Linked DNA regions of Homo sapiens: regions 1, 2, 3, 4, 5 and 6 are each linked to region 7. A link is a loop called in an ENCODE intact Hi-C map of the cell type or tissue named here. Cell type or tissue: PC-9. All regions are shown on one strand.

Region 1 (4,000 bases), 790 kb after region 7:
AGTAACAATAGATATTGTGTGGCAGGTATCTTGCAATCTACTGTAAAAATTACAATTTTTTTACAGCAGTTTTGTATTATTAACGCCATTTCACAGATGAGACAATGGAGGCTAATAATTTTATCCAAGGACATAAGGTAGATGAGATTTGAAACCCAGGTCTGGTTGACTGCTGGTAGTAAGGGCATATTTTGTAAATCAAGGCCATCTAAACAGGAGGAATATTGACAAATGAGAAGAAACAGAAGCGTCAATGGAGGTAAGAGCAAACAGAAACTCACGAGCTAACCCGACTGCCAAGACATGATAACTGCACTGCACATAATGTCTGAAACCTAATGTGGGTTTTTTTGTTTGTTTGTTTGCGTTTTTTTTTTTTTAACACAGAGTCTACTCTGTAGCCCAGGCTGGAGTGCAGTGGCATGATCTCAGCTCACTGCAACCTCCACCTCCTGGGTTCAAGCGATTCTCCTGCCTTAGCCTGCCAAGTAACTGGGATTACAGGCACACACCACCATGCCCAGCTAATTTTTGTATTTTTAGTAGAGACGGGGTTTCACCATGTTGGCCAGGCTGGTCTTAAACTCCTGACCTCGTGATCCACCCGCTTCGGCCTCCCAAAGTGCTGGGATTACAGGCGTGAGCCACCGCGCCTGGCCAACTTAATGTTTTAGGAGGGCTGAATGCCGTGTCCCATGTCCCTTGGAAAGTCTTTTTTTTTTTTTTTAATCTCTAAATCTCAGCCTTATAAACAAGAATCAAAAGAAAACGACTCAACCTAAGAAAGAGAAATTCTGGTTGGGCAAGAACTTTAATAATCTGCCTTCCTACATGGTCCTTTTCTCTAAGTTATATATTAAAGAAGTTACACAGGAAGAAGAAAAAATCAGAGGGTAAACAGAAAATTACTCCAGCAAATGTATTGACCTCTAACGAAGGATAATTTCCTCAAAAGTATTTATGCTTTCTAAAGTATTACACTTTATGTAAAAGTAAAGCTGCAGTATAGAAAGCAACATCAGAGAATTTGATTCTTAACATACAGCTGTCAGGGATGGTTTACCTGAACCCACATTGCAATCCTAGAGTGTAAGAGCAACTTGGTGAAAGGGGACAGAAAACTCCCTGTGGAGCCGCAGACTCTGGAATCTATTATACCCATTTCCAATCTCACCTAGAAATCCAGAAAAAAAGTCACTTTCAGACACATTACAGGATTCAAACTTTGCTTTCTTACGAGAAGGTTAGAACTATATGCACACTTTGCCATTTGCTCTGCTCTTCCATTTACAAGGTTTTTTTTTGGTTTTTTTTTTTTTTTTTGGTTTTTTTTTTCCTCACACACTTCTACAGTTGACAACAAAGCGTTCTTACACACAACACTGCCCACCCTCTCATCTTTCTATATCCATTTTTAAGTGCCTGGAAAACACAAGAAGGGGAAACAAAGGGCAAATGCCAGTCTGTGACCTCTGTCTGGACTTAGCCAAGCGTGATGTGTGAATCAGGTGTGCGGAATGGAAGTTTCCATGGCAACGAGACTGCCAGGCAGGCAGGGACTTCACACAGGCTTTCTACCAAGGTAATAGAAACAATGAGGCCACCTGAGGGACCTCAGCAAAGAGGGAGGCGGCAAAGTTCAGAGATCTCCAGCGACGGCAAGGACCTGGGTCTGCACTGACTTATTCCACACCCACACCCCCCTGCTTTTGATTCTGTCCTGCCAGCTCCTTGAGATAATCTCTCATCTCTCTTTTTGGAGGGGAAGGGAGGGATAAATTAGAGAAGTAATCTCTAAAGAGAATTGCTTATGAGAAAAATGTAGAGGGGTCTACAAGAGAAGAGTTTTCTTTACGTAGAAAAAAAGCAGCTCTGTGAGTCCAAACATTCAGCCACTTGAGAAAACTCTGTCTGACAGAAGCACTTAACATTTTCTCTAAGGTTCTTTGCTTTACCTTGCAACGTGCTCTTTGAGAACCCAGACCCTAATGAAAAGATCCTGAGCTATATTTTTGTTTTATGGATGTTTAAAATTATATTTGCTATAGATAGATACTTTAAAATTATTCTAAACGTGTAGAAACATGTATGTTTTTAAAAGAGTTGGCTTTTTTAGTCACATGACTTGGAGATAAAGTACACAACTTTCATGAAATCGAAGTTTATCTTGGTTAGCTAATTGAAAGAAGGTAATCTGAACGCTAGGGCTATGATGATATTATGGCTTTTCAAGCCATTTTCCTGACTTGAGACACACAGATGTTAAAAAGAACCAGAACAAGGCTTGTGTATTTGGAACCAAATCATGGAAGACAGCAAATTCCGCTTCTCCCTTCTCCACCATTTTTAGCTTTGCTCTGGAAGAGGCCTTTGGATTCCTCCAGAATGCTACTGCAGAGACTGAAGAAGAGAAAAGCACCTTACGCTATCGCACCTTATGCTATTGCACCTTATGCTATCAGCTAATGTCTCTACTTTAACAGACTGCAATAACTGTTGCAACAGTGAGCCCATCCTTCCCACTGCACCAGAGGAATTCTTCTAGGCTGCAAATTTGATCAAGTCACTCTCAGGCTCCCAACCTTTCCAACAGTTCCTCACTGTGCTCTGGGCAGTGAAGATCTCTTAACCATGGTTTCCACAACTACACACGATCTGGCCTCGGTAGATTTAAGCTAAGGTGTCCTTAGCTTCATCTTCCACCATTCCCCAACTTGCCCTTCGCATTCCAGGCAAATTCAACTACTTTTAATTCCCCAAATGTACCATTCCTCTCTCTTGCCTCGCCTTTTATGTTACAGATTTCTGTAAAGAACATTTAAATCTTTCCTGGTACCTCAGCTCTGCTATCACTTCCTCTAGGAAGCCTTAGCCCCTGGCACAATTTCACCCTTAAAGTCCTTCCTAGGGGTAGCCATAGCACCCTGGGCATCTCCCTACAGCCCTTACCACATGAGACTGCAACTGCCGGCTTTGCCTTTCTGATCCCTATCCAACTGGAACAGAAAGCAAGAAAAGGGCCTTGTTTACCTTTGTCTTAACTTGGGACCCAGCGCTTAGTAGATGGTCAGACAAGATTTACCAAAAATGAATGAATGAACAGAAAAGCAGGCAAATGGCCTCTGGTGTGGCCTGGCTGACCACAAAGAGCGCCGACCACATCTGGGCCAGAGCCTCACAGTCCAGTTCTGCTGCTTACCAGTTTTGTGGCTTCAGGAAAGTTCCTTAGCCTCAAAGAACCTCAGATTCCTACTTGCAAATTGGTGTAACAGCACAGCCCAAGATTATCACATGCATCCAATGAGATAGTGTTTGAAAAATTCTTTGAGAAAAAAAAAATTTTTTTTTTTTTTGAGACACAGTCTCACTCTGTCGCCCAGGCTACAGTGCAGTAAAGATCTTGGCTCAGTGCAACCTCAGCCTCCCGGGTTCAAGCGATTCTCCTGCCTCAGCCTCCCAAGTAGCTGGGACTACAGGTGTGCACCACCATGTCTGGCTAATTTTTGTATTTTTAGTAGAGATGGGGGTTTCATCATGTTGACCACAATGGTCTCGAACTCCTGACCTCAGGTGATCCGCCCACCTCAGGATTACAGGCATGAGCCACTGCATCCTGCCACTCTTTGAGAAAATTTTAATAAGTCTCTACATAGCAGCTCTTCCCAGTGGGAGGCTAAACAGGAGGGAGAAGAGAGAAGCTGGCATGGCTGCCACAGGGGCAGCAGCAGTCCTGAGGAAAACCACTCAGCAGGATCCAGCAAGCAGCTGTAGAAATTCATGGTCGGTGGCCATGCATAGCACCCATTGACTTCCTTCTAAGAAATAACTATGTCCTCCTCTTGCCCACCTAGACATCCTTGTTATATACCATTTCCCATGTATATACCCCATTCATTTCTACCAAGCATTATTACTAATAATAAAGGTTTTAGGGCTTTTGTTTACTCTCATTCCAATTGTTAAGTGCCCTCTCTTTCCTCATGCCCCATCTAGATCCTAC
Region 2 (4,000 bases), 1.2 Mb after region 7:
TAACACTATAATAGGAAACTAATATTCTTCAGGCTAACCATAAGTGGTTAGGTAAAGTCAATCCAAAATAATTAAGTCGGCTTTTGATTCAGATTAAACTAGTGCTGGGTAGTAAATTTCTATGTATCTTGTCAAACTTTTAAAGTATGTAGGCTGGCAATAGGCCCAGGTTGTCAGACTTAGAATTTTACTGGAAAGAACACCCTATGTAGCCATCTGACTGGATCTGTAAGGATCAACCACAAGCAAAACTGTTTTTGTGGGTAAAAGCAAATAATTTTTGACGATTAGCTACTTGTATTACATAATTTTTTTAAAAAAGGAGAAACAAATCCTTAAAAAAAGAAAAACCCAAACCAAAAACACACAGGCACCTTTTTTGCATAACAGTGTTGCTGTGTTATATACTACATTTTCTCTGGTGTGCATAGAAACACATCCTTAAATGTTACCAATCTGACAAAAAAAAATTATTTTAAGAGGGCTATTATCTATAAGATCAATATTTTCACTAGAATAAAAAAGAATATTTATTTTTGAATTTGTACTAACTAATGATTTGAGGGTGTAGCTAGTTTGATAATTCAGTCAAGTTGAGTATCAACATTATTGATTATATTTCTCAGTCATTTATGCTTCCATCATCGAATATGATAGGGAAGAGTGGAAGTTAAAGCAGTCATATATGTTTCTGCTTAAAACACATGGATTTTTTAAAGGGTGTACTAAAACACAGCCACTGGCCTCATTCTTTTGTTACATGTATTTTCTGTATTTCAACAAATCCAACAAATTTTAAGACACACCATTATATTACATTCCACCAAGGAAGAAAGCTGCCAATGAAACTGTGATATCCCCCTAGATGTAGGATGCCTCCTTATTTCAGGAAGAGTTGAAATGAAAAGAAAAATTTCCTCTTAGACTTGATGAAATATGGTATCAGTAACTTCCATTGACTTTATAATTACTGCATATATATTTATATATTACACAAGTGCCTAGACTTCTGAAATAGATCTGTTCTAATGGGTTAGTTCTCTTAGAATGTAAGAAAACATATGACGAATGCCCTTTTATTAAAGTCATCTTTGTGACCAACTAAGTGTGTGCACACTGGAATGTGTTGGACCTCTCAATACCAAATAATGAGAAAAGATTTCTCCCTTCTCATTCCCTAACTTCATATGCTCTGTAATCAGTTCTCCATTACTGACATTTTTTTCCCCAAATACCAGATATTTGGTGGCCCCTACTAAATCAGTACGCAGTGTTCCCTCTGCTGGCTTTGCAGTACATGAAGTAATTCTTAATGCTAGTCTTTTAGCTGTATTAAGAGAAAGCCAAGATAATTTTGCAGAAAAAAAAAATCCTGGTTTAGAATAATAAACTGTCTTTGTTAGCAATGATGTTAGACATTTCCAATTTTGAATTAGGTATTTTATTTTATTCCCTTAAATGATGGAATTCCATTTGAGATGTAAGTGTAATATCTGCTAATGCATTTCTTCTGCTCTCACACATCTACACAACATAAAATCTCACATCCATACAATGGTATGGGGCATAGATGAAATAAGATTCTATTCCACTGCTTAATATATTCCTTTGGCATGGAGGGAGGGACCTGAATGGAAATTAGTTTAACAAATCTGGATTTGCACTGATTTGCAAGATTTTGCCTTGCCTTGGTTATAGAAACTATGATTGTAGGCGCTAGTCAGACCTGACAAGTATTCAGTTCAAATAAAATAAAGAGGAGGAAAAACTGTGTAGTTGTTACTTTACCTGACAAGGAAGAAGCCCTGGGAAATCTGATGTCATTGGCCTTTGTCAACTGAAAGGCGCCAGTTTTTTTGGTTCCACACTTTATGGAAAAGAAGCCTCCATGTGAGGCTGATTTACTTCTCAGTCAAGTAGACAAACATAACTTGCACTTCATCCTTTTGGGCTGATGACATTGCATTGTAACTGGGCTCAGCGCGTAATGGGGGTGGGGGTGCGTGCATTGAAAAATAATATATGGAAATAACTCATATTTGCAAAATATCAAAATAGGATTCTGGGGTAAATGAAACCTAGCATTTATTTTTATCACTAGAATAAGCTAAGAGTTAAGAAACCTGCATTTCTAACAATTGTACCATTTTCCTCTCATAACCAGTGACTAGCACACAGTAGGCTTAAGCTGTTCATGCCAATGCCAACTCATTATTCCTTTCCTTCGATTTTCTCAAGAAAACAAGCAGAAGACGAATGTTTGCAGGGCCACTTGGATTGCAAGCATGAATACAGGCTTCTGCTTCTATTCTAGAGGCAGAGGCACGGCACCCGGGGAGAGCCTGGGTTTGTCTGCAGCCAGCCGGCTCCCAATCTGGGGAGAAGCAGCCGCCAGGTGGCATCGCTGAGCCTCCCTGCGCCCGCGAGGCGAGGTAGGAAATCGTGGGGATAGTCAGTCTTCTTTCTTCTCCCCCTTCCTCCTCTCCCGACCCCCCTACCACTCCCTACCACTGTACCTTCTTTAGTTAGAGGCTTAAACGCTCAACGAGTAACAGGGTATGTCGATGAATTCTGATTTTTTTTCATAAATCAAAGTTTAGGGCAACCACCCGCCGCCTCCTGCTCACTTGTCAGGAGCTCCGGGTGACGGGGGAAGCCTAGACCAGCTTCCTGTCTGGATCAGGTAACCCAACTCGGGGGATTATCAATTTCAGTTTCCCTGTCTTCTTGCTAAAGTGAATGCAGTTTCTCCGGCTTCCGAGAGCGGCTGCAGAGAAACGACGCGCCTTACTTAAGGACTCCAGTGCAAAGGCCACTCCCTACTCAAAAAAAAAAAAAAAAAAAAAAAAAAAAAAAGAGGTTTCCTTCAGGCAGAACGCCTTCCGGAGCGCAGCGACTCGGTCTCGCAGGCACGGCGCTCTCCCTGGCTTAAGCTCGCCAAGGATTAATGGTGCTCAGCCTCGCTCCGCCGCGGCAGCCGAACCTCTCCTTTCGCTTACAGTTACAGGGAGGAAATAAATTGGAATCGACTCAGACTGTGCTTTCTGGAGGAAAGTCCTTCCTACTGTAAACATGTTTCAGGCGATCCTGTCAGCAGCATTTTAACACCCGTCTTCCGTTTAGGTTTTACGACCGGGGAAGGAGCTGAAGACACGCGCGCGCACACACACACAAACGCGGGCGCAGACGCAGCCCAAGCGAGGACACCTCCCGCACCCTCGCGGGCTCCCAGCCCTCCTTTGAATTTGCAACCGGTCGCGGATAGGTTGGGGGGGTCGTTTCCCAGGAGCTTGGCTCCTCCGTCCTCCTACCCCATCCCCTGGCCCTTGGAGATGCTGTCCAGTTCCGTCACTGACCAGAACTGACAGCCACTTGGCCCCCTGCTCTCTTGAGTGCCCAGCATCCTTTGCTCTGGACGACTAAATGCTCTCTGTGAGCCTTGCTTGGTTGGTACGGCGCGCGCTGTGCGTGTGGGACCCACTCTTCGGCAGGCACACGACCTTCGTACACCGGCTGGGCAACCACCCACTTCATCCCCTCCCCGGACCCCGCAGGCTGAGGCCCCATTGAGAGCGCAGCTGCAGCGTCTCTTTCAGAAGGGCAGAGCAGGCTGCGCGTGCACGGCGCGCGGGGGGAGGAAAAGGGCTGAGAGCTGAGGGAAGTCGACAATTCATTGCACCCCAGTCTTCAAGCGTCCCTTCTGCGCGGATCACGGAGGGACAGACGTGCATTGGCGCCTTCCCTCGATCCCTCGCTCGTGCAGGAAAGACTGGACGGTGGGGGCTCTCTGAGTTTGCGAGGGCCACGGAGGCGCCCCAGGGTGCCAGGCGCCCTTGTCAAGGGCCGCGCCCGAAGCTCCAGATTCAGTCCCCAGCACCTGTAGGAGGCGGTTTCGGGTCTGAGAGAAGGGAACATATGGCAGGTAGTTAACAGGGAGAGGCTGCGCCCTGGGCGCAGTTACGAGGAAGCCAAGCTCTGCGGAAGGTCTCGGCTCGCTTTG
Region 3 (4,000 bases), 1.8 Mb after region 7:
AAGTGTAACCTAACAGATGTTAATGTGAGATGCAAGAAAATAGGTATTTCTCATTATTTTCTTGGCTAAAATATAATTGCCAAAATCTTTCATTATTTTACTCTCTATCATATATTTATTTACAAATTAATAACAAAGGAAATGGTACACATTAAAATTCATGAAACTTTCTTCAGCCAAGGACAGTTTCCCCTCATTTGATGACATTATGTAAACCAAAGAAAAACAACTGTAATGTTCCTTTCCCAGGTCACACCATGTGAGTAACTAACGTACCCACTAAAGTGAATGGCACAATAGAAAATGATGAAAGGGCCATGAAAAAGCTAAATGGATATGATCTATAGTAAATAAAAATATATTGTGCCATTCTGTTTATTGTTTCTATTCTCAGTGAAAGTTTGCACACTGTTCTAAGATAAATGAAAACCACATTGGAAAGTAAAATAAAAATCAGGAAGAATTTTAGCAGACATTCTCTAGAAGACAAAATAGTCATTAGAAAATGGAACCATCCACAACTGAGAAGCATATCATTTAATGATTTGGAGACTTTCAAAATTATAAAAGGAAAGCGATAAGTGTACAATGTTTGACAGGGGTATGGAAAAAAAAAGCCGCTTGACTTATGTACTTAAAGGACTTGAGCTTTCTGGCTTTCCATACCAAAAACTAATTTACAGAAAGAACACAAAGGCAATTCATATCAAAACACTGCCCTCAAAGTCTCCTGAGACTCTGAGCCAGGTACTAACAGGAAGTGTAAGGTTATAGTCACCTTGGATCACCTTCTCAAGTTCAGACCTTCAGAGTACCTCATCACTAAATTAAGGTATCCTTAAATCTGACCTGCTGAAACAAGCATACCTATATGTGGACTTTAAATCACCTCGGAGTAAATAAATTTAAGCTAGTATCCAAGGGGTAACATGTTTCCATTTGCATGTGTGGACAAACTTTAAATAAAAATAAATTGTTACTACTAATGTTCAAAGGCTAATGGTAAAAAAAAAAAATTATCAATTGAGAAACATTTATCTTCAAACTTAAAAAAAAAACTTACATTAAGCAAACTGCTAATGTTTTTCCTACATTTATCCTCATGCCTTCAACTTTAGATCACTCTTCCAACCAGTATTTAACCTGAATGATCTCATCAAAAGGTAACAAGGATGATTAATGCTGATGCAATGTAATTCCTGCCCTGCCCTAGCCTAAAATATATTGGACAATATGAGTTCTCTGTGAACAGCATTAAGTGCTGTACAGATATGGATTACGGTACAGTGAATAGTAACGCACTTCCTGTTAAACATCACCAACAAAAGTTAGAAATGAATAGAAAGTACACAAAGCACATACTATATTGGCAGTTCCTCAGGCCTGTGGCTAGAAACCCACTGATGCGCATGACAGGGATGAAGAGACTGAAGTCTGAGCACAGTAAAAGTCACAAAGAGCCTCCCAGCCAGGCCGTGGAGTCTGCAGTGAGCTCAGGGAGGGAGACCGTGACCAGAAGGGCCATCCCCCTTCCCTCCTCACACACAAAAGGAGCAGAGTTTACTGGTAATGGTTTACAGCTAAGCCAGCTGACCCAAACTGTTGTCAAGTCTAAGCATGAGTCAAGCTCTCTTGACAACTTAAATCAACAGTTTGGGTGCAGTCAACCCGCCACTTAGCTGAGTTCCTGCCACAATCTATTGTTTAGAATTAACTGAAACTGATTACATCTCTCAGGACTCTGGGCAGCAGCCAATCCATGAGCGTTTTGAAGATAATTTACCCCCTGCACTGCAAATAATGCTCAAAGTTAACTCTATGGCTAGGCGTGAACCTGTAGAACAACTTGGGACAAATGTTATGTTTATTTATTTATAACCAAACAGTGGAATGAGTTAAGGTTTAACACTATCTGAAGATTAGAGAACTAATTCTGATTTTTAAATGTAACTTAATTTCATACCTCGGGACCTGCAAAGTAGGAGGCCATGCTGGGGGCCACTATCATTCCAAATCCTTGTAGCTTTGCTAAAATATGTTGGTGGGTCAGCCTTCTGCCCAGCTACCGTTGCTGAAATTCCTTCCAAAACAAGATCTCAAACATTGGCCCTTCAGAGTTCCTGACCTATTCTGTTGTTTCTTCTTTTGCTTTAAGACATTAAATACCCCAGCCAAAGGTAAATTATATTTAAGAAAGATAAGTTCCCACGCATTATCAACCAACAACACTTCAAAGACAATGACTTCATACAAAACTAACCACCAGCAACAAGGACCATAAGGTGTCCCAGGAAAGTAGACATTTATTAGAGAAGCAACTGAAATGTCCGGACGGATGGCACTATGGGGGTTGAATTAGTGTGTGGGGTGCTACCTTAGGTGAGGTAAATAAAGAAAGGTGTACAAATGGTGACGAAAACTCTGGTTTTGAAAAAATGTATCTTTAATTTCAACTTTGACAACCCCAAAGGATGGCATCGTTCTTAGAGACATTAGTTGATATCAATTAATATGTAACTATTACATATTTACCCTCTGCTTTCTCAATCTTTTGGGTGAGTTCTGCCCACTGAACTGTACGTTCAACTTAGGGGCATTTTATTAAAAAAGCTGTAGAAAGAAAATAAAATATTTTCAATGTTTTTTTTCCTTCATATTTTTGTGTGCATTTTAGATTAAATGGGCTGTCTTTCACTTAATCTGCAACAAATTCTTGTCTTTATTTTTTAGGTATCATTTATTGATTGTGTTCTGTATTGTGGTTGTTTTGTTATTAATATTGCTTTGAATACATAAAAAAGTAGCAGCAATCATTTAAGGAGTGCCTACCAGGGACTGTATTAAGCCCATCTTAACACATATTATCTCAATTCTCAAAAAAAACCTTAAAGAAAGGATGTAATTATCCTCATTTTTACAGAAAAGCAAATCAAGGTAAGAGAAGTTAAGTAATTTGGTCCACATACCACAAAGATAGGATTTAGTCTATCTATCTAATCTGTATATCAGTTTAACTGGCCCTATGCCTGTGCTCTCAATTACTGGACTACATTAAATTTTCTATCATCAGTATTGTGATTTTGATTACTCCCATACAGTTCTTGCTTGGAAGAAAATCCTGACAGTACCTCACTTCAGTATCTCTGTAACTAAGTGGCTGGGTTCATAAGATACTTGCTTTAGCATTCTTTCTCTGGCTCTTCATTCTTACTTACATAATAGTACCTGTGTCAGGTACCGTGGCACACACACACACATCTGTAATGCCAGCTACTTGGGAGGCTGAGACAAAAGGATCGCTTGAGCCCAGGAGTTCAAGATAAGCCTAGGAAACATAATGAGACCCTATCTCTTAAAAAAAAAAAAAAAAAAGGAAAAAAGGCCAGGCACGGTGGCTCACGCCTGTAATTCCAGCACTTTGGGAGGCCAAGGCAGGCAGATCACCTGAGGTAGGGAGTCTGAGACCAGCCTGACCAACATGGAGAAACCCCGTCTCTACTAAAAATACAAAATCAGCTGGGCGTGGTGGTGCATGCCCGTAATCCCAGCTACTCAGGAGGCTGAGGCAGGAGAATCGCTTGAACCTGGGAGGCAGAGGTTGTGGTGAGCCAAGATAGTGCCATTGCACTCCAGCCTGGACAATAAGAGTGAAACTCTATCTCAAAATAAATAAATAAATAAATAAAATAAAAAAGACAGAAGTACGTAATAGTACCTGTGAACCTGTGAACTCTAACAGAGTTCCTTTCTGTCAAAAACAGCTAAAAGTAGTTGAAGATATGGGACTATTTCTAATATAACCAACATATATTTCTGTCTAACATTGTGAGTGAACAAGCCTTTTATGGCAGCCAGGTGGTGCCACGGAAAACCAGACACTGCCCCCGCCATTAAATACATGTGAAAGGGAGAAAAAAATAACTTCTCCAAGCAAATGAAAATGAAGGAAGCCAGACTATGACTTCTAAGTTGCAGTCTAATTCCACATGCTCATAATCAT
Region 4 (4,000 bases), 78 kb before region 7:
AATTAAACAATAATGAGGTGGTCAGGGACAGAACAGAAAATTCAGGAAAAAGTGATAAACTAGAAGACAGTGAAGAGATTCAAACATATAGAAAGAACTTATACTGTTAACATTTCAGAAAGATCAAAGTATTACCTTAAAAGCATTCATTGTACTAAGCAGCTAGGATCTTTGAGGATCTTGACAAGATCAGGCTCTGTAGGATAATGGATACTGAAACCACCTTGCATTTGATGAGAAATGGAATGAGAATTAAAGACTTGGAAGCCTCAAGTTCTGACTACTCTTTCTAGGAACTTTGTTATTCAAGGAAGGAGGGAAATGTATAATCATTGAAAGGAAAAATCATGGCAAAATTGTAAGAGGTTTCAAGTATATTTATATGCTGAAGGAAACAAGCCAGATGAGAGAGCAAAGGAGAGAATTATTGTTTTAGGTAAAAGAGCAGATAACTGGTGAGCCTCAGTGGAAGACGTTGATGGCATCAGGGTTCAAGTGTAGCTATTAGCCTTGCAGGGAGGAGGAACTCATCCTAAGATGTAAGGACAAGAGAAACAGGTGCAAAATGATGCAGATATATTAATTTGGAAGAATGATTGGGAAGCATGCTATTCTCAGTGAAATAAGAGACTAGAATTTTTGTTAAGATTAATTTTAACAAAATCCTAGCCCTACGGGACTCCAAGAGAGTGATGACTATTTGAAAAAATGTTATGGAAAACAGCAGCAAGAACCAAAGATGTGGTATGAGTGGAGAAGTGTGTGAGGGGTGGTATCAATACAGATGGAAGATAAAAGCCACAAAACAGGAGTCAAGTCTTCAGTGAATGTGGAAGAGAGACCTGGGAGTCAGCAGTTGACAAAGACTAAGGGTAGAGGAGCTAACATCAGTGGAAGATGCTGCTTATCCTCCACTGAGATTGTGTCGACATTTGGTCTAGAAGATACTGGAGCTTCAAGTCCACTGACTTTGGTTATCGATACTGTATGCTGTGGTTCTTGAGGAAAACAGTCACCATATAAAAAGCCTGCTGGGTGAAAAGTGTGTGTAGGGAGTGAGGATGGAATTAGTGTCTTCCTGGGAATCACCTGCCCTGGTATCCTCTGTGAACTTACCCTCTGAAAAAGAGGCAGGTAAGTCAGGTAATGGCTGCATCAGCCAATTGTCTAGCTTAAACATTGCCAGGACTGCTCAAAAGACTTAATGCTCTAACATCAGCAAAGGACCCTTGGATAACATGAGGACTTAGCCAGCAAAGACTCAGGGGACCAGTGCTCTCTGTTCCTCAAGGCACAGCAAATCTTGTGTTAAAAAAAAAAATCTCAAAGTAGAAATCCATTTGCTGTTGCATAGACTTGCTTCCCATAGTAAAGCTAGTAACTCCTGGTGAAAACATCTTAGGAAGATCTGTTGGGTACAGTATTGATATTAGATAGCTCCCCCAAGAACCCAGCTCTAAAAGGTCTACCAGAGGTGGTGCTGAGATCTTCATACTCAGAACCATGATAAACTGTGGTCTGAGTATCATTGGTGTCTGTCTCACCTGGGAGCTTATTGAAATGTAGAATCTCAGACTTCACCCCAAACTTAATGCATCAGAATCTGCTTTCTAACAAGATCCCCTGGTGATTCCTGAGTGCATTAGAGTTTGAGGAGTTCTGTTCTGAAAGCCACAATTGCTAGGAGCTTCACTTTTTGTTTGTTTGTTTGTTTGTTTGAATAATACACATTAGGTACTCAGCTGCCTTTGACAGCAACAGGCTTCTGAGAGCCAATGGGAACAAGCTGCCCTATGGGCATAGTTGCCCAGCTGGGACCCTCTGTCCAGTTGTGTGAGAGGTTTTGCCATTTTTATGAGTAGTAGAGGGAGGCAATGGAATGAAGAAAGAGATGGTAGAGCACAGAGGTGTGTCTAGTGTGTGTGTCTCCGTGGTGTGTGTGGTGTGTGTGTGTGGTTTGTGTGTGTGGGGTGTGTGTGTGTGTGTGATGTGTGGGTGTGGGTAGTGTGTGTGGAGTATTTGTGTGTGGTATGTATGTGTGGGGTGTGTGTGTGTGTGTGTGTGTTGTTTTCCCGCCTCTTCCCCAGAATTCCTGCAGCAGTGGAGATTATCATGACCTCTGGAGGGAGCTCTAGAATGAATTTTCTTTGGAATTTGAACTGCTTTTCAAATTCCTGGTGAAGGGTGTGACCTCAGTAAGACTCTTGGTGTGTATCAAGTACAGCACGGTGGTAGAGTGGTAGGGTCTGTTTCCACAGAGTTTCTTCTGTGTAGATTGGGCCCTTTCTTTTCAATTTTTGCCTCAGGGCATCTACTTCCATAGACTCACTGAGTGTTAGAAAAAAGGATTTCATGAATGATCTTCAACAATCTTTTCAGTTAATTCACAGACTGGAAATAAAGAAACTGTAGTTTCATAAAGTTTCACTTTATTCAAATGTAGTTTCTTTATTGAAAGTACTTGAGTAAGTCTTATCCTGGCAAAGTCTTGACACCAGAATTAGCTGAGGTTGGTTCCAGAAAAGGGATCCTCTAAAGTTCTTGGCATCAAAAAATAGAATCTCCATCAAATAAATAAATAGAATCTCCTTCATATCCTGATATTTTGACTGCCTCATTCATAAAAGGGAGAAACAGTTAATGACTTTTTGTGAAATTTCAGGTTGGACCTCATGTCAAAATAATCCTTATTCAGAAAGTGTGGGATCCAACAGAAACTTCAACGAATGTGAAAAAGAAAGTTAGCATGTGCCTTCTTCTCCCATTTATATTAAAGCAGGTGGAATGCAAAACTGTTAGCAATAAAACTCTACTCTGGCTCTTCTCTATAAATGTGGACGCTGTGCTCACTCCCAGCAGAGTTGAAGTTCAAATAAAGGCAAATAAAAGTGTGCTTTTTTCTGCTAACTAAACCCCCCTGCCACCCACCTCACTGTCGTGCTATGTTGGAGAGTAGGACGAGAAAGATAAAGCTTACGCCTCAGTCTCTTGGTTTACTTTACTCCAAGGAGAGCTTTGAGCAAGAGAAACTAAGTCTGAGTACAGACCATCGTGCCATGCTGCTAGAACATCTTATAAAATAAGACCTATATTCAAAGGTCCTAATGATTCACTTGAATCATGTCTTGAATGTCTTTTTTCCTCAAATTAAAATTGAGCCCTTTGCTTTAGTTTTCTTCTTAAGGTCATCTGTGTATCTATGTGTGTGCGTCTGTATGTTTTAATGATTTGTTTGGTTTGAGCCCCAAATGATGAGAAACCCTCTGAACTGTTATGTCGATTCTCTTAGTGAAAATAAATGTCGGTCAGATTCAACCAACCACTCTTGTAGAATACCTGTGATATGCCAGACACACTTTACATGAACCCCACCACATATATGGGATGTTCTATTGTTACCTATTAAACAATTTTCCCATAGATAGCTTATAAACTAAAGAACTGGGAATTCAGGGCCTTTTTCACTACATCAAACCTGACAAGGCAAAGATTTCCATTCCTTAAAGTCTTTTCAGGTCATTTGTGTATTTTCAGCATTAAAATGTAAGTTAAACCCATTTTAAAGAATCCTAATTTTTTAGACCTATAGTGAAATACGACAAATTCAAAAAATTTTTGGGAAATAGACACACGTGCATGCACGTATACACACCCTGCTGTGAGCTCGTGTGGCTGCGGGTGGTTAGTCAAAGAGGAGCATTGTAAAAAGTATGTGAATTGTTTTTAAGAGTGATCACCACTTTGCAACAGGAAGCGTTTTACTTGCTCTTGTGCTCTTTTTCTTTCTCTTAAACAAAAGGGAGATTGTTTATAACCACTCAGATATATTTTGTAACACATCATTAAAATGATCCAACCCAGGCAGCTCACAAGAGCCCATTTTTTAGGTAATGATGAACTTGCAATACACAGAAGCCAGACAGGTTATTCTGCTGATTCAGTCAATTTTGTGGGCCTGGTATGCACATAGTTTTCTCCTAAGACAAAATCAATAATTTTT
Region 5 (4,000 bases), 620 kb before region 7:
ATTCAAGGATAAATCTTGCAAGAATATATGGGTTTGTAGTACAGATTGGGACTCCATCCGGGCCTCTTTTAATTCATACTCTTGTCTTTGATTCTGATTTACTTTCAGTTAGAGCACTGATTTACCTTTTTTGGTCTTTTCTCACTTTGTTCTTCATAAGCCCTTTGTTGGCTTTCTAAAAGTTATTGCCACTGAATTAGATTTTAATGGAGTTAATATATCAGTATGTTATTTAGTGTTTTAGTCTGTGATTAATCCTAGAAAAGCTGGGTGAGTGCCTTACCAGAGGGCCGCATGTTCTCCAGGTTGCAGCATTATTCATGTCAGATGCAAACAGACAAATACAGAGCAGCAGGAAAAAATGAGGTGAGGAGGCTGGGGAGTTCAGACTTTGGTGGAAGAAAAAGGAGGGGTGAAATGTTTTTACGCAAGCTCAGTTTTCAATTCTATGGTCTCTAATGAGGCAAGCAGACTTTAATCCTGCCATAGCTAGGATGAAAATGTTATTGATTCCTGATCTATGTTTAATGATGAATTAATAGATTTGCCTTTATATTCAACTCTGCGGCACACTTATTTCTGTTTAAAGAGCAGGTCCTTAGGTTGCATGGACCTGAGACTTAACAGTTCTCTGTGCCTCTCTCTCCTTGCCCAGTGAAAAGGAGCTTAATCCTTATTTGGCTCCTGAAAATAATATGTAGAACCAGTTAAATCTGATCCCCAATTTGTATGAATGTGATAAAATATGCATTAACCTCCCACTATTGCTTTTCTTGTGCACAGGCAAAGAGAACACCAGCAGAAAGTTTACCAGAAGTCCCCTCTCAAACACAGATGGCTACAAAAACCTGAGAAACCTACTCTAGCCCATTAACACTTTTCTGTCCAAAAGATTTCCTGAGAAGCTGGAAATTCTGCCAGCCTGGGCTATGATGTTGGCACTTCCTCCTAGTTCCATTTTCTCTACCTGGTGCCTGGCTGGCAATGCATTTACTCCTTCAATGTGTCCTGAGCCCAGGGTAGGACAGAGTGATTTTTTTTTTTTTTTTTTTTAATTCAAGACACCTGGAGCTACAGGTCACTTTTGAAACCAGCAAAAATAGCCTGCAGTTCTAGGTTACTTTGACATAGGTAATGACTTAAAATTCCTCTGAGCTTAGATTTTATACTTATGATTCTTTAAATTAGCTCTCATTATCCCTGCAGGTTTCTGCCTTTTGAGCTTTTAAAGTCACAGATTTCAAATATAACCAGGGCACCAAAGTCCTTAGCTTCTAAAATCACAAACCCCCGCAGGATGGGAATGATAATGCGTGTATGTTAGTGGGGGTAGTGGGAGTTACAGTTAGTGAAATAAAGAATTGAAGAATTGTCCTATGGTGAATGGAAGAATCAGTGCTGGCTATTAGCTACAAAGGTACCAGCTAATACCTCACTGAATCTGTGCCAGAACCAAACAAAACTTTGGCAGGGGAGGAGGACTATGGAGGGTTACAGAAAGAAGATACTACTCCCCTCATCGCTCCGTCCTTATATATATATATGTAATATATATATATATATATCTTGTGCCATGTGAAGCAAAAATAAATACATGTATTGGGCTAGAATTTCATGTATCTTGCCCCATGTTTGTGATTAGGTTTAATTTTTACAATCCTACATGGTGGGGCTTCAGTAATATAATATTTCTGTGGGCAACACATATATTATGAACCACTTATGGGCATAAATAACAAATATTATTTTTGTTATATATAATCAGAAAGCTTGAAAGGGAACAAAGATGCCATCAAGACTGTCTGCCTGTCTCTGTGCAAACGTGACTGTCCTTACAGAAAGCAGTAGACATATGGCTATCTGGACTGTTTTCAAAGGATATGGCCATCCCTCCTTTGAATAAATCATTCCTGCCGTTTAACAACCTTTACAGTTGGGACGTGCCTTCTCATAAAGAACTTGCTTTTAGAATTGACCAGGGTTTCTCCATTTTGCTGGGCAAAACAGACTGCTTTGTATTGTTTGACCACATACTAATGCTTTTGTAGAGAAAGAATTCATTACATGGTGAATGCGGGAGGGTGGTGGCTATTTCTTCGGAGAAGTGCTCTCTTCCCTCCCTCAAACTCCTACAATTTCAGATTGGATTGTCTCAGATCATCTTTTCCTTCCCCTCTGGGTTACAGTGCATCACACTAGATGGCAGTAATACCCCAGTTTGAAGAGTCCATTTTACATCTTCCCTCCCCCATTACAATCTTTTCTTGTCCATAGCAATATGGAATAAAACATGCAAATAAAATCCCTTCATTTTGTACAAGGTTCATTCAGAAAAGCTGATATACAATTAAAGCTGGTAATGAAAAAAATGTGTTAAATGATATAGAAAATTCAGGCATTGTGAGTTTTTTTGTGTGTAGCGGGTACGGGGGCCAGTCTCTGTTTTGTTTCTTTGTTTGTTATGGTTGTTTTTCAGATAGATATAGTTTCATTACAAAAGAAAATTTGTTAGAGCCAAAAGTCTAAGCTTAAGTGGTAAGGTAAAAGTGTATTTCTGAGAAAAGAAAAGAATTCAGTCATGCCATTAGCTTATTCTTTTCTGAAATCCTATGTTTCTTCCAGCAGATTGGCTATGCTTTTATGCAACATTAACCTGGATTTTCTAGACGGAGATGGTCAGATGAAAGCTCACAGCCCTATGTATATTGCCCACTAACAGGGAGTAGAATAACTGGAAGGAAAACAAAACCAACTCAAAAGCTCCTAATACAATGAAGAACCCTTTTCATTGTTTTTGTGTAAACCTGGAGGTTTGCAGATGATTTGGAAGGAGACAAATTTAGCTTCTGTAAAATATTCTTGGACAGCTAATCCAGACTTCCAGAATGCCCTACTGAGAACCATCTAAGAACGAGATGCAAAAATAATGGCTCTATTCTGATTGGCAATCATTCATTTTACATGTAAAGTAGTAAAAACATAAACTGTTTTTATCAAAACAAACTCATCAAACATTTAACTTGATGTTACTGGAATGTTATTATTTTTTTTCCTCTTCCAGTTCACAGCCCTAGGCTTTATATTGAAATTCACAGACACAATGCTCTCATTTTAAAGGAAAGCATGTAATCAACCTTTTAAAGATAACTACACAGAAAACTGAAGCAGCGTCATAAGAAGCAATGTGAATTCATGAGCAAATATGAAGAATGTTGCTCACCCCACATGTGAAAATGCTTAGTGCATTATTTATAGACATTGTTTGACCGGGGAGATCAAGGTCATGTGTGGACTCCTGGGCAATGGGTCAAATCTTAAGAGGCTGCCCTGATAATCCCTGCTGACAGTTTCTTGGATTGTGTTGGTGTACTTAAGTAGATGCATTTTCCAACTTGGAGGGAACAGTGAAGAACTTTAAAAAAAAATTAGTTAGCTATTCATTTATCTGACTTGATCACAACTCATTAATTTTGATCAGAAACAGTGTATACGGTAGGGAGGTTGCTATATTCACATGCTCTTTTCCTAAACTCTCTAAATCATTCCACTAAGAGAAATACACAATTAACCTTTCCCGGTGACAACTGCTCCTTGCCTTCTACCCCTCGCCAATAATGTTTCCATATATTCCAATGTCCAGAGTAAAGCAGACTCAATAATTAGTGTGACTCAGAAGAAAATACTGAAATCTTAGAATGTTTACTGTAGAAATTCTCATGGAAAATTATTTCTAAATGTTTTTAAAACTTATATGTTAAATATTGTAGAATTCCATATCTTTGTCACCCATAGTGGGCCCATTGTTTATGTGTCACCCTTGGGTTCTCCTGTGTTATACAGAAGATGTAGACTGGCTTGCTCAAGTAATCATGGGACATGATATTGAGGTCCTGACCTCTTCTAGCATTACATGGGCAGTGGCATATGGTGGGGAGGTTGGGAGGAGTGGGACACCCCAGTACAGGCAATAAGGAGGTACATTGTCTGTAGATAATTTTAA
Region 6 (4,000 bases), 2.0 Mb after region 7:
TGACAGGAGCAGCAGGAAGTGGGGTGGTTAGGGCTAAGGCTAGAAATAGAGACCACAGATGGCCAAAATTCCCAGCCTAAGGGGCTAGGATTATAACCATACAAAGCCAACTACAGACATTTTAAGCAGTCAAGGGCCAAGTCAAAACAGGATAAGAGGTTCTGCTTCTAGGAGAAGGAGGACATAATTCAGAGCTACCCTAATGCACAAGTTTAAAACAAGGACTAAGTCATGAGTCATGTGTGCATGAGTAAGAGTAAGAAATGAACACAGAACTAATTTCGGGTCACAAACAAGTTTTCTGAGTTCATACTGAACTACAGCTGAGGAAGCAGAGTCAAGGGCCAGCTGCGGTAATACACAGTGAGTCACTAGTAAATCAGTGACACAGGTCTCAGCCCCAGGGCAGTGACCTCAGACTGGCCCGCATAATGGTCAGATAGGTATACCTTGGTCCTAGTCAGCCTGTGAGGACACCTGAAGTTTCTGTGAAAACAGGAACAGGACAGCAAGTTTGGACAAAGTGAGGATCTGAAAACTCCAAGGATACTTTCAAGATATTAGGCTAAAAATCCCTAAATCTCATCAGATATTAGATGGCAAAGACTTGTAGATGACGTTCACAAATCTGTCCAGGTCAGAATCACCATGCTTATTTAACAGTTGAGGTGTTTTCATATCCCTCAGTCGTAATTGCTATTATGAACATATTTTTTGTAAAGTGCTCCACATTTTACAACACTGCCTGCAGGAATGCTTCCCTAACCACAAAAGTCTTTCCCATCACAATGTAAATGCTTATTGATTCCACCGTATTCACAGCAGTCTACAGCATCCTCCATTTAGAATATAAGCTTCAGAAGGCCAGAATTGGAACCATCATCACCAGACCTTCCAATACACAGCACATACTATGTGTTAAATAAAAGTGTTGATTGAACAAGTGTATTGACTTTTTAGCTGGTTCTAGTTAGCATTTAAATTTATAATATGTAGAAGACTAATTTGTAATAAAAAGACTGACAATAAAAAGTAAGAGAGGAGATAGGTAGCTCTGTGTGTACGTGTGTGTGTGTATATCATAAAGGAATTAGCCAACCTTTTAACTAGTTGTTTTTCATTAATTAAAGGCACTAAAGCAAATACTCAAAAGAAAACTATCCTCACCAATGTGAGGAAAGAAAACAAAATGTTTAATGATTACACACTGAATTCTACGCCTGCCTGTTACAAGTGGCTAAGAAGCAACAGAATTTGCATTCATATCTAGGTCTGCCTGACTTCAAAATTCATATTCTTTCCAAGAAATCCCTGTCTCCTGCATGCTCAAAATAAAAGTTTTAGGAATAAAAAAGTACACAAAGAAAAAATATTAACGAATTTAATCCTTAGAATGAAGCATTAATCCCATCAATGCACAAATGCTGTCATTTTGCCTAAAATATGTCCACTACATAAGAGACAATTGCCAAAGAAGGTTTTGGGGATTTTTTCCTCCAAGGCTGACTCCACACTCAACAGTAGTGGCACCCTGAATGTCCTGTCATGTTAGCAGCAAGCAGTAGTAATCTATCCTCCGCATTTGTACTGACGGCATCTTTAGAGAAAGTACACCCTTACATCCTGCCCCAAGTGAAAGAATCTGCTGCTTAAAGTTGCAGTGACTTTTCTAATCCCCAGTCCAGCTCTGCCAGTTTTAAACTACAGGTTCTTATATTTATCAGCAGAAACCCACCAGGGTGCTCAGATCCTGAGTCAGCTTCAAAAACCCCAGCAGCAGCTGGTAAAAATGGAATGCTAATTCATTACAGATGGTAAAACACTGCCTACATTTTAATTTATTTACATTTTCAGAAATTTTGAATCTGCAGTTAGATTGCCAAATTATTTTAACATGTAAGTTTAGCCTTTTTCAATTCGGTCTGTGCTTAATAAAAATTAATGTTTATCTGTTAAAAATTCTTTCAACAAGCCCAATTAGTCCTATGTTCCCACAGTTTATATTTTTAAAGCTATTTAAGCTAGTAAGCCTTTTTTTCAATTTCTTATTATACAAATCACACACAGAGTCAGGACAAAACTGGGTCTAAATCATACCAAAATGTTTCAAATAGATCTATTATATATGAGGATAATTTTCAGTAGCTTTGTATTTTCCACAATTGCCATGTTTAGTAATGTGAAACTAATAAATTAATAAATTGTAAGATTATTAAATAGCTTTACAGACCCTATTTTTTTTCATTAGTGAAGGTAATAGAGACAGAGAACACATTATTACTTAATTTTTAAAAGCCAAGGGAACAGAGAAAGGATATACCCAAATTAAATGCTTACAGCGCTGCTGCCCTCTCCTGGAATCAATCTTCCAACCCCCCTCCCCACATCTCAGAGACAATGGTGAACATGAAATATTATAACTGTACATACTGAAACATTTTATAAGAGTGGGAAGCACTATTTTTTTTCTTTTATCAATTCAAAGGTCTACAAAGATACAGAATGATCAAGTCATATGTAACCATCTCTTCAAATGCTCAGTGCTTACTTGGAAGCATGTCTTGCCACCTACTTATCAAAAGGGCTAGACTTTTTTTTTTTTTTTTTTTTTTTTTTGAGACGGAGTCTCGCTCTGTCGCCCAGGCCGGACTGCGGACTGCAGTGGCGCAATCTCGGCTCACTGCAAGCTCCGCTTCCCGGGTTCACGCCATTCTCCTGCCTCAGCCTCCCGAGTAGCTGGGACTACAGGCGCCTGCCACCGCGCCCGGCTAATTTTTTGTATTTTTAGTAGAGACGGGGTTTCACCTTGTTAGACAGGATGGTCTCGATCTCCTGACCTCATGATCCACCCGCCTCGGCCTCCCAAAGTGCTGGGATTACAGGCGTGAGCCACCGCGCCGGCCTGCTAGACATTATTTATTCTGAAACTCTTTAACCCTCCTCCCATCAGTTCAAAATATCTCAAGTTTTTTGACACAACCTCTCTTTGCTCCTTCTTGTATCAGAGTAGGAATGTCCCTAATCTTTTGTTTGTCTAACATTACCTTCCTTTCCCATCTCTTCTGAAGTCGCCCTCTCATCTATTAAGATGCCTCTTTTCAGGAATATTAAAATATTGTGGCCTGGCACGGTGGCTCATGTCTGTAATCCCAGCACTTTGGGAGGCCAAGGTAGGCGGATCACTTGATGCCCGGAGTTCGAGACCAGCCTGACCAACATGGTGAAACCCCATCTCCACTAAAAATACAGAAAATCAGCTGGGTGTGGTGGCTTATGCCTGTAATCCCAGCTCCGCAAGAGAATCGCTTGAACCTGGAGGCGGAGGTTGCAGTGAGCCAAGATCACACCACTGCACTCCAGCCTCGGTTACAGAGTGAGACTCCATCTCAAAAAAAGTTTAAAAATAAACAAACAAACAAACAAATAAATAAAATAAAAATACAAAAAAAAATTAGCCAGGCGTGGTGGCGGGCACCTGTAATCACACCTACTTGGAAGGCTGAGGCAGGAGAATCGCCTGAACCCAGGAGGCGGAAGTTGCAATGGGCTGAGATCACACCACTCTATCATCCAGCCTGGACGACAGGGCGAGACTCCATCTCAAAAAAAAAACAAACAAACAAACAAAAAAACTTGCTATTTCCTTGTTCCTTTTCATCTAGAAACATGGATAAATAGCCCCCAATGTAAAAATGCCATTTCCTCCATACAATTTCATCATCTACCATACCATTTCCATTGTTTCCATGGTTGAGGGCACCAAAGAGTAGCTTTTATGGGGCTTTAGCCATCTCCCCCTAACTCTACCTCTAACCCCAATTATTTACTTCTATATCCCAGGCCCAACGTCCTTCAAGCCAGTACAAACAAACATAATTCTAAGTAAAATCAGGCTGCTTGTTTTAAACCCACAGCTCCCCCATCTGGGACTGCCACCCTTAAGCACCTTCCACACAGAATTCCGGACCTGCCCTACTACTCCTTAACCTCCAAATGTTAG
Region 7 (4,000 bases):
CACACACACACACACACACACACATATATATCTCCTATTGGCTGTTTCTCTGGAGAACCCTAACAAATACAGACATTTTAATACCAAGAGTGATTCTAGAGGAAGAGAATTTCAGGAATCATTTTCGGAATTGGTTCTAGCGTTTCCAGAATTGGCTGTCTAATATGTTTACATTTAAAGATGCTCATGTCTCTATTTTCAGTAGTAAGGAGAGAATTGATAGTCCATAGCATGAATTGGTAACAGAGATACACAAAATATCTGCTTTGGATCTTCTTAATCACTCACTTAAAAGAATCAAGGAACTCAGTAACTTTATGTATGATGCTACTGAACATTTTTTGAAAACTAGTGAATATAATGAGATGGTCTGGTTGTTCCTAATGTCACTGGACAAAGAAGTGGTGAAAGAAAAGGATGAGCTCATGGATTTGAATTTCCTTAAAACTTATTTAAGTTTTCCAATGGTATTTCATACAAACAGTTTTTATTTTAAAATGTGCTAAAATTGAGAAAATCTGCATATCATGAAGTCTAACACTCATGTGAAGGTTGAAGAAAATTTATACTTTATCAGGGAGTCAATACGCCACCCAACAGCCTTTTTCTACCCACAATGCAAGATTAATGTTCCTAGGAGTTATAGAGAAAACTAAACCCATGGAGGGGTAGCTTTGTTATTGGTGCTATTACGTTGGACCACAATAAAACTGTGTTGGATTTGAGTCTTGACTGATAAATTTAATCACAGATTTATCTCTGTGTTTTACTTTCAACAAATATTTGTGGACACCCTTTTCCAAGGTAAAAACCAGAAACAAATAAAAACAACAACAACAACAAAAAACTTTACCGGACATTATAAGGGTTAAAAGGAGTATATGACATAATTCCTGTAGAGATGACATATATCTAAGTTATTGCTTGAGATACAAATATGGCAATGAAAGGAGGCTATAGGAAGTTTCATATACTTAGTACATGCTAATCTCAGGCATTTCAGAGTTTGATGATGTAGGATTTGGCTTTGAATCAAGGGTAATATTTGTATAGGTAAGTAGGTAGGTGGGTAGGTATTAGAACATGGTGAGTGCTTCAAGTAGGCAGTCATGAGTAAAGCATGGAGGAAAAACTGAAAAGTCAGCTAACAATAGTGTTTGAGTTTAGCTAGAATACAGATTTCATTTAGGAACTTAATAAAGATAAAGAGGAAATTATAGTTTGGGGCCAATTGAGTAAAAGACTTTTAATTCTAACTTAAAGTTTTCCAAATTAATTCTTTTAACAATGGAAGAACATTTCGTAGTTTTCAAATAGAAAAACGTCGTTGTGGTATTCTATGAAGGTCTGGGAAGAGAAAGAAAAAAGTGATTAGTCTTTACTGAGTGTTACTGACTCAGGTGATCTTTTGGTAATAGATTAGAAATGTTAGTTCCTAGTGCAGTTACTCGTCATTAATAAGAGTTTAAGGTAACTATCGCAAACAGAAACCTTCCCTCAAGATTGACATAGCCTGTGTTATTCTTACTGACTTATCTCATGGGGCTGAGTTGATAGATCTCGAAATGCTTTTTAAAAAGCAGACTGGGTGGCCAGGGCCAATTCCCAACTGATCCAGATAGAACTTGGCATAAAATCCTCTAGGGAATGTCTGGGTCCCACCAGCTCTGCCACCTGACCACTAGTGGGCAGACACAGCCCTCGGTTCTCAGGAAAATTTTATATCACAGAGGGGAATCAGGGTCAGCGATTTCAGGGGCAGTCCCTTTCACTGCTTAATCCAACCTGGCTGACTTAATGATATAAATATAGATTTACTGCCTCTGCCCCCTGAGCACGGAGCCACCACCTTCACTCTAAAGGTAACTCCACCTGGTAATTAACTGTGAAATATTGAGTGGCCAGTGTCTGACCTGAGCGTTTGTGCCAAGCAAAAGTTTCACTTGTTTTGTTTTTTTTTTTCTCTCTTTCACTGCCAGTTTGTGTGTACGTGTATTTTTAAGTATTAACTCTCATGGAAGCACATGCCTATTTAAAATTCCCAGACGATGAGTCAGACCCGTTCAGTGAGGTTCCTGGAGAGTCACATGATGTGATTTGATGAAACTTCACCTTATGAAGGGTTGGAGGAAAAAATAAAAAAAAACACTTTCAGACTTATATACATATACACATATACATACACATACATATATATTATTGTGGATATATACTTGTATATAATGTCATATAATTTTGCATACATACACACACCCACACAGTAGAGAAACAGACAGACACACATATACATGCAGTTAAAAAAAATCCCTTTGCTTTGTTTCTCTGTTTCCCTCAATAGATATTTAAAAATCTGGTGAGCCAACAGCTCATGCCTCTTTGAAACAAGAAGACAGCAGAAGCCCTGTAGCTACATGTGCTGCATATGAGTTTTAGTTATGTAGCTACCCTCTGAAATCACAATAGTGAAACTGGAAATTTGGATTCCAAAGTGATAAAGAGCATTGCTGAGACTTAGGATATCTGAGTCGTTTCACTTGCTGCTCTGATATGCTATAGGCTTATTTAGGCCTTTAAAAAATTCTGTATTATAATTTATACTTTTCTTCAAATCAGTTTGATGTTTCATGGTATAACTAACATATCTTTCTACGTTGAACAGTAAAGTAGGCTAACTCCTGTGAATAAATCCAAATTATAGTAATTTCTGAAGCTCTTCAATTAATTTTTCTGTATGTCTTCTCTAAGTGTAAACTCACTCTAGGAGTGATATTTGCAGTGTGAAAGCCTCATTTGCTAATGAACCCTAGCTATAAGCAGGATTGAGTCACTTCTTATGAAAAATATATGAGTTATAGAATAGTAAGTGTTCTAGAATGAGCCTGCCTCAAGAGAAGTATGGATGGAGAGCAAGAAAGCTAATAGTTGCTTATAAAGGGAAAGTTCCCTTCAAAAGATTGAGGACAGACACAGGATTTTGGGAGTGTCTTGTTGTTTTAAAACATCATAGAGGAAGTAATTGCTGCATCGATTCATTCACTTAATAAACATTTATTGAGAGCCCACTGTGTGCCAGAAACTGCTAGATGCTGGAGATTCAAGAACCCACAAGTCCTTCTAGTTTGATGGATGGGAGTTTCATAAGCAAATAGTTATAATTCGGGAATGTGGAAAGTACTGTGAAAACACAGGTGCAGCAATGACTAACTTTGCCTAACAGAATTTGATAAAACTTCACAGAGGAGGTGATATTTGATCCAGATCTTTACAGATAAGTAGGAAATGACTTGTTGAAAAATTACTAAAGCAGAGGAAAAAATTATGAATGTTGGGAATGTAGGGTTGAAGGAGGAAGGCCCATTAAAGATGTAATTTAATATTAGCCAGAACTGGTCCATAAGAGGGAGCTTTGAATGTGCAATTCATTTGCACTTTTATTCTGGGTGAATCCAGAAGCTAAACATATTTCAGCAGTGGGTTTAGAACCAGGAAATGGAAAGCGACTAGTAATCTAGGCTCTCTCTCATAATATTCATCCTCAGTCTCTGTCCCTGTTTCTGTCTCTCTCTTTCTTTCTTCCTCCTTCTCCTTAACTTGCTCAGGCTCTCTCATCTTTAGGTCTGAATAATTTTTCTCTGAAGAATGACACCATTTTGTACTAAGATATGACAATTTTCATCATCTCTGGTAATAGTCTAAACTTACTGGGGTTGCTATATCTATATGCCAAAATTCCTAGAGGGAGAATCTTATTTGCCCAGCTGATCCAATGCACTGTGGTCAGGAGTGGAGTCACATGGTACGGATACAAGTCCTGGAAACAAACCTCCATCAAAAGGGAAGGACATTCTCATATAGGTAGGCCGTGGGTCTAACACTGCTCCAAAAGTTATCTACAACTTATAATAATTCTATATTGAATGCTCCTAAAAGGATTGTGGGAGTGTAACATGACACTGTTACCTTTTGCACAATGCAAACCTAAATTTGCTGAGGTTGTTTT

Evidence for each region. Hi-C counts contacts between places; a loop is a spot of excess contacts. Peaks named below come from ENCODE experiments on the same cell type or tissue, not always from the same donor. Only the 100,000 strongest peaks of a DNase experiment are listed, where the experiment ranks them.
Region 1: a loop joins it to region 7, with 6 times the contacts of the local background. A loop is called at or near these places in 3 of 110 quality-filtered maps.
Region 2: it touches region 7 in a loop (6-fold over the local background); 24 of 110 quality-filtered maps call a loop at or near these places.
Region 3: it touches region 7 in a loop (9-fold over the local background); 2 of 110 quality-filtered maps call a loop at or near these places.
Region 4: a loop joins it to region 7, with 5 times the contacts of the local background. A loop is called at or near these places in 5 of 110 quality-filtered maps.
Region 5: a loop joins it to region 7, with 5 times the contacts of the local background. A loop is called at or near these places in 8 of 110 quality-filtered maps.
Region 6: it touches region 7 in a loop (22-fold over the local background); 4 of 110 quality-filtered maps call a loop at or near these places.

The regions. Positions count from the first base shown.
Region 1 is chr6:22,034,005-22,038,004 of GRCh38, reverse strand. The region is part of intron 7 of CASC15 (cancer susceptibility 15); the gene reads right to left. Among named protein-coding and RNA genes, the nearest start is that of NBAT1, 110 kb to the left of the region's middle. RefSeq lists an enhancer at 276-385. In PC-9, no CTCF peak of the experiment used is centred here; a DNase peak (open chromatin) is centred at 1,524; H3K4me3 peaks cover 982 bases; H3K27ac peaks cover 990 bases.
Region 2 is chr6:21,587,821-21,591,820 of GRCh38, reverse strand. No RefSeq gene overlaps it. Among named protein-coding and RNA genes, the nearest start is that of SOX4, 3.9 kb to the left of the region's middle. RefSeq lists enhancers at 2,457-2,506, 2,517-2,616, 3,384-4,000. In PC-9, a CTCF peak has its summit at 2,400 (motif pointing right); DNase peaks (open chromatin) are centred at 2,410, 2,830 and 3,940; H3K4me3 peaks cover 2,176 bases; H3K27ac peaks cover 1,647 bases.
Region 3 is chr6:21,020,147-21,024,146 of GRCh38, reverse strand. All of the region lies in intron 11 of CDKAL1 (CDKAL1 threonylcarbamoyladenosine tRNA methylthiotransferase), which reads right to left. Among named protein-coding and RNA genes, the nearest start is that of CDKAL1, 490 kb to the right of the region's middle. In PC-9, no CTCF peak of the experiment used is centred here; DNase peaks (open chromatin) are centred at 1,196 and 1,746; H3K27ac peaks cover 2,356 bases.
Region 4 is chr6:22,904,440-22,908,439 of GRCh38, reverse strand. No RefSeq gene overlaps it. Among named protein-coding and RNA genes, the nearest start is that of LINC03005, 190 kb to the right of the region's middle. In PC-9, CTCF peaks have their summits at 1,941 and 2,143 (motif pointing right); no DNase peak of the experiment used is centred here.
Region 5 is chr6:23,444,799-23,448,798 of GRCh38, reverse strand. All of the region lies in intron 4 of LOC105374976 (a long non-coding RNA gene), which reads left to right. The region is part of intron 2 of LOC105374975 (a long non-coding RNA gene); the gene reads right to left. Among named protein-coding and RNA genes, the nearest start is that of NRSN1, 680 kb to the left of the region's middle. In PC-9, CTCF peaks have their summits at 1,994 and 2,203 (motif pointing right); no DNase peak of the experiment used is centred here.
Region 6 is chr6:20,873,922-20,877,921 of GRCh38, reverse strand. All of the region lies in intron 9 of CDKAL1 (CDKAL1 threonylcarbamoyladenosine tRNA methylthiotransferase), which reads right to left. Among named protein-coding and RNA genes, the nearest start is that of CDKAL1, 340 kb to the right of the region's middle. RefSeq lists enhancers at 69-298, 1-841. In PC-9, a CTCF peak has its summit at 2,350 (motif pointing left); a DNase peak (open chromatin) is centred at 351; H3K4me3 peaks cover 801 bases; H3K27ac peaks cover 2,399 bases.
Region 7 is chr6:22,826,324-22,830,323 of GRCh38, reverse strand. No RefSeq gene overlaps it. Among named protein-coding and RNA genes, the nearest start is that of LINC03005, 110 kb to the right of the region's middle. In PC-9, CTCF peaks have their summits at 1,462 and 1,664 (motif pointing right); DNase peaks (open chromatin) are centred at 2,043 and 3,173; H3K4me3 peaks cover 1,078 bases; H3K27ac peaks cover 3,314 bases.